Linked DNA regions of Homo sapiens: region 2 is linked to region 1. Evidence: chromatin contacts called from ENCODE Hi-C or POLR2A ChIA-PET data. All regions are on one chromosome and are shown on one strand. Each heading gives the region's core, a stretch centred on a gene start or an enhancer-like site at or near the end of the contact. The rest is flanking DNA. Distances are from core to core; before and after follow the strand shown.

Region 1 (2,865 bases), core at 238-2,737:
AGACTGAGGCAGGAAAATTGCTTGAGCCCAGGAGGCAGAGGTTGCAGTGAGCTAAGTTTGCAACACTGCACTCCAGCCTGGGCGACAAAGCTCTGTCTCGGAAAAAAAAAAAAAAAATTAAAAATTTATCACTGACTTGAAATCCTGGCAGTCAGCCTGCTTTAGAGAACATTAACCAAAAATCCCTTGGTCCACACCCTTTCTAAATTTAGGCATTCATTCAGAGTCTTAAACTCTAAGAGCCACTCAGGACACAGTTGGGTTGCTCTTTCTGGGATGGGGGTAGATTCTGGAGCAGATACTTTACTCCTAGCTCATTTTTTGACCTTGAGACCTGTGGTTGGTGTTGTGAAGTCGTACATACACAAGTGACTTTTTTGTTTTAAAAAGTGCTCTCAAGATAGTTTACAAAAAGCAGGAAAAGGAGGAGTGAGTGAATAAATGAAGAGAGGGGAAGAGAGGAGGAAAAAAGTGTTTCTATTTTAGCAGCTGACGGAAAAAAAACCCAATGAAATAAGGTCATAGCTGACTTCTGAATGGTTCTGGACTTGTTTCTTGACACTGGCGACTTGTCTTCTAAGACCATTATGTAGATCTTCAATGGAACGCCTCTGTTATTTTGTTCTGATTCTGAAAGTAAAAAGGAACAACTGCACTCTTGGGGAATTTTGTTGAATAAGGTAATACTTATGCCTCTGCTATCCAGAGTCACATTTCGCTTGAGTTTCTTTTGAGTTTTGCAGTCCTTTTTGCTCTCAGTAAGAGAGAATGTGTTAGGACTCCTCAAGTAGCTTAATTGCTCTGGTCATTCATCTCTTTCTTGAGGACCAGCTTTAAAAATCATTTTGATACTTAAAAAAAATTAAAGTAACTGTTTCTTTATAATAGAACTTCTAATTAGTTGGTTTGCTGGTTTCTGCATTGGTTGGCTATTTCCTGAGAGACCTGTCATTTCTGTTCTTTGTTGCCACTGGTTATTTTTAAGTACTTTGACTCATTAAAAACATTTTCAGCTTTTAAAGGATGGCCATGAAAATGAACACAACTGTCCTTATTTTTGTCTCGTGAAGAAATTTAATGTATTTAGAAGTAATGCCTTCATTATTCTCTTAATTTACAATATGAAGTAAACAAGCTCCAGTGCTCCCCCACCCAACCACACCAGTAAAATTGCCAGTCTAAAATCCATTCCTGTCTTCTTCATCTCCACTTTTGCTTTTAATAGTATAAATTCTCTAGTATGGTCTTTGTTACTCACATCACTTCTCAGGATCTGTGAGCCTGGGTAGGGTTGTGATAGTTTCCTTGTTTGGGTTCTATAATTAAATGAGACCTCAAACAAGCCTTTTAGGAAAACAATACATCTCTCATCACCATAAAGAAAAAGAAACAGCAGAAGTATCCTACCTTCCTTCTGTCAACTTAAGGCCCTAAGGTTGTCAGTCTGAGCCTTGGTCCTTAAGAGGAAGCAGTGTTCACATTCACCTGTTCCTGGTATGATAAACCTAGTTTGCTTTCAGTTTCTTGTAATTTTGAGACCAGAAAGAAACCTTACTGTGCCCCAATTACTATGGAAACCTCTCCATACTTTCAAATTTGCATTTTTGAATGTAAGCTATAGTTTGCAATTCTTAATACTCACCAATAAATATTATACCCTACTGATTCTCTTTGTATAATGAATATGCAGAGCACACAGGTATTGTAAATCACTTAAAAAACACTGTGGGAAAGTCACAAGGCCAAGAAACTTACTGTATACCAAGGAGAAACATATTTCGAATAAATCAACATAGCTACATGCTAAATGGAGCTATTTTCATAAGTCAGTAGGTGACACCATTTTGACTGAATATTGGCAATTACATATCTCCTCTATAATTTACCTTTTTATTTTCTTTCCCTTACAACTTTTAGGTAGAACTTTAGACTTCATAGCACTGAATTAACCTGCACTGAAAGCTGTTTACCTGCATTTGTTCACTTTTGTTGAAAGTGACCATGTCTCAAGTTCAAGTGCAAGTTCAGAACCCATCTGCTGCTCTCTCAGGGAGCCAAATACTGAACAAGAACCAGTCTCTTCTCTCACAGCCTTTGATGAGTATTCCTTCTACTACTAGCTCTCTGCCCTCTGAAAATGCAGGTAGACCCATTCAAAACTCTGCTTTACCCTCTGCATCTATTACATCCACCAGTGCAGCTGCAGGTAAGCATATGAATCCAAGTGTCTTCTATTTCAAATGTTTTCTTACCCTGTTTTCTGATCTGATAGGTTGCAGATTTAGGGAGCTCTCACATTTACCTTCAAAAAGCAAAAGAAAGTATCACCACCCACACTTCTTTATCCCAGATATAGAACACTGGTTGTGTAAGGGGTTGACAGGGGCCTCAGTTGACAGACGATTGTAGGTTGTGAGAAAGAGAATTGAAAGCTGAAAACTACTCACACTATAAAGCCTCATCTGTTAAAGAGCGGTGGCTGGCAGAAAGAATTGAGCAGTAAATACCACCTTGGATATTCATCGTTGTATGGGATAATTCTGCATTTAAAATTATTTCCCAGAACAAGCCAGGTGCCGTGGCTCACGCCTGTAATCCCAGCACTTTGGGAGGTTGAGGCAGGTGGATCAGCAGAGGTCAGGAGTTTGAGACCAGCCTGGCCAACATGGTGAAACCCTGCCTCTACAAAAAATACACAAACTAGCTGGGCTTGGTGATGCACGCCCATAACAGCTACTCAGGAGGCTGAGGCAGGATAATTGCCTGAACCCTGGAGGTGGAGGTTGCAGTGAGCTGAGACTGTGCCACTTCACTCCAGCCTGGGCAAGAGGGAGACACTGTCTCAAAAAAAGAAAAAATAGGCCG
Region 2 (2,865 bases), core at 259-2,758, 510 kb before region 1:
AACAAAACAAAAAACACCACTTAAGGGTAAGCACACAAACACATACAAATATAAGGACATACATCATAGGTATTGTAATGTTCCAATCCCATAATTTTGGAATGATTACATAGGTGGAATACAGAAGTATCCCTGCTTTTCAGCATGACTGCCCTTGATGACTCATCAAAAAACAGCAGTGCTAGTCATCTTAGACACAGAGGATGTGTGCCATTTAGACTTGTTCTTTTAAATAGTGAAAATTATTGCTTTATGGTTTTATTCTGTGCCCCCCGCCCTCATGCCCCTATGGGCCAGAGAGGCAGTTCACCAACTTCTCTCCAGTTGTGCCTCCCCTTCCTTCCTGTGACTTTAGGGAGTTTGTACGCATCTGCTCTAGTCCTAGAACCATGGGGCCTTCATAGCCCCTGCGCAGTAGCCAAGAGCAATGGGCCTTCTTACGGAAGGAAGAGCTCAGTTGGCAAGTATATCCTGAGCTGAGTTGTGAAGGCACACATTCATACCTCTCTTTATTTTTAATGGGGTTAGCACAGTCTTCAATCAATAGCTTAACTTCATCTCTGCTTTTATTTCTGCTCCTAGCATAAATTATTTAGCACAAATGCAGACATAATCTCAGAAATTACTTAGTATTAGTGTCCTGCTGTGAGCATCATTTTCTTGAGTGTGTTGTGTTCTAACCGCAAATTAGCAAAAGACCCTTCAAGAAAGTCTTTCTGTGGATTCATTTAGGGGGAATTTAGAAGGTTGTAGTCAGTGCTACCTGATCACTTTTATTTTCAGTGAAATTTTGTTTTATTCATAGTATAGTTAATAGCTTTCCTGTAACACACACACACACACTCTCTCTCTCTACATATATATGTATTATGTACATTTTTAAAAGTCACTTTTTACCTGGTAATATCTTAATCCCTTAAGGATTTGTCAGTTGGCCCATCGGTGGACTGAGTCACTTTATGAGTAGGGATTCCGAAAATGCCAAGCTTTGTCTGGGGGGGTTGGGTTGGGGGAGGATGCAATAATAAAAACTCTAACCTTGAAGATGCGGGGAGGGCCTACAGACATGTTGGAATTCAACAATTAGGTATATTTTAGTGTAGCCTCATAGTGCAGCGACCCAGCTGTAAAGATGAAGTCACTCATTCCTGTAATGATTTGCTAGCTTGTTGAACTAAAGTCTAGAGTTGAAAATTCTGCTCCTTTTGAACAGTGATCTAATTGTGAAACGGACAGTTGGCTACTGACAGTTTTCAAATATTAGCCAGTTGCTGATTTTAAAAATAACTGTGAGAAAGGAAGACCAAGGTGAGAAGAGACTAAAAATCAAACAGTCACATGAGGTTTTGTATCTTCAGACAGCTGAAGAAACCCGACAACCTACAAAGATATGATATTTGCTTGGGTAGTTGTAGTTCAGGTGTTTCCTTGTGCACCGAGCCCCTAGTGCATTGCTCATAATAGGTTCTGGGGCAGAGGTACCTGCTGATAGCTCCACAGGGTCATAAGCAACTTTGAACACCCCCAGGAGCCTTGTTGTTGGGCGTGGTGGGAAATGTTAATTGGCCTCTGAGTGAACTAGGAGGTACTGTTAGGATTCTTATCCCTTGATAAACTTACTCCCTGTGGCCGTCTTGTTAATATTTAAAAGTAAAGTGTAAATCCATTACAGGACACCATAATTTAATATTTGTTGCATTTCTGAGCTATGTGGTTGCCAGCATAGGGTCAGTATCCTAAGGCCTTTGAGTTTTCTGAGTTTTAACTCTCAGCTTGACTGTGGGGTGTGTGGGCTTGGGAATTGACTTTTGTTTGAGAGTAACAGCAATCTTAGGAATTAGTGATTTTTTTGGTCCTTGCAAATGTTACTGAACACACGGAACAAGCCAGCCACCAGGCTGCTCGTGGAAGGGGAAGGGAGGCAAAGTTGGGTTTGGTCCCCCTCCCCTGCTCTTATCCCCTCCACTCCCTTTTCTTCCTGAGCTCATGCTTTTGTTGTGATAGATTATTTTTCCCGGGATTTTTTGCTTTTGAAATCTTAGTTTTTGTGTCTTTGCACCTAGCCAGTAGGAGCAGCATTGTCTGAGATCTTAGCAGGTTCCAGAGAACTGTCCATTGTGGGTAGAGTTGGGAGTGGCAAGAACTGAAATTCCAGAGGCAGGAGCCAGGTTTTATGGACTTTTCTGAGTCATACTAAGCATGAGGAATTTGGACCTTGAAAGTGGTGGAAAGCCATTGAGAGACAACAGGAGGATATATTTATCATTTCTTTTAGTTCACCTATGACATTATAGGACGTTATAGGTAAAGACTAAATGCAATTCTTTTTCTTCTTCTTCTTCTTTTTTTTTTTTAATAGGGATGGGGTCTCGCTATGTTTCCCAGGCTGGTCTGGTCTCTGTAACTACTGGGCTCAAGTGATCCTCCCACCTCGGTCTCCTGTGCCTCCCTTCCCCTTCCATGAGCAGTCCTGCGGCTGGCTTATTCAGTAACATTTGCAGACTCACTAAAAAAAGTTACTAATTCCTGGGATTTTGTAATTCCAAAGTGTTGGGATTACAGGCATGAGCCACCACACCCGACCCTAAATGCAGTTCTTGATTCCAAAGACTAAAGAATACTTTACGGGCATAGAAAAACCCCGCAGTGCTTTAACTTCTTATGTGAACATTGCTAGGGTCTTTATTCCCTCTGTAACAATTCCTGGCCCATTTACAGGATTTTTAATATTAGTATACTTTGATTTAGGTTTAGTTGGCAATCTAGATACATCCCAAACCAAACTTTTCCCACATCTTTTTTTTTTTTTTTTTTGAGATGGAGTCTTGCTCTGTCGCCCAGGCTGGAGTGCAGTGACACAGTCTC

What was found. A loop is a pair of places that touch in the nucleus more often than their neighbours do. ChIA-PET counts read pairs that join two places held with the same protein, here RNA polymerase II (POLR2A). Pooled maps may share reads with other maps.
Region 2: a loop to region 1 is called in a pooled map, with 3 times the contacts of the local background. The contact joins two enhancer-like sites. A Hi-C loop is called at or near these places in 4 of 50 pooled maps. POLR2A ChIA-PET finds 5 or more read pairs at or near these places in 3 of 52 experiments (GM12878, activated CD4-positive, alpha-beta T cell and activated naive CD4-positive, alpha-beta T cell).

What each region holds. Positions count from the first base shown.
Region 1 is chr20:49,165,338-49,168,202 of GRCh38, reverse strand. STAU1 (staufen double-stranded RNA binding protein 1) reads left to right here. Exons shown (of 14, transcript NM_017453.4): 3 at 1,918-2,206. The coding sequence starts at 2,002. Among named protein-coding and RNA genes, the nearest start is that of STAU1, 22 kb to the left of the region's middle. Within about 2 kb of position 1,487, at least 2 of the 41 ENCODE cell types and tissues checked have a DNase peak (open chromatin) inside an H3K27ac peak, as active enhancers do; they include GM12878, where a contact is called at or near this core.
Region 2 is chr20:49,674,179-49,677,043 of GRCh38, reverse strand. The region is part of intron 1 of B4GALT5 (beta-1,4-galactosyltransferase 5); the gene reads left to right. Among named protein-coding and RNA genes, the nearest start is that of B4GALT5, 38 kb to the left of the region's middle. RefSeq lists an enhancer at 367-446. Within about 2 kb of position 1,508, at least 14 of the 41 ENCODE cell types and tissues checked have a DNase peak (open chromatin) inside an H3K27ac peak, as active enhancers do; they include GM12878, where a contact is called at or near this core.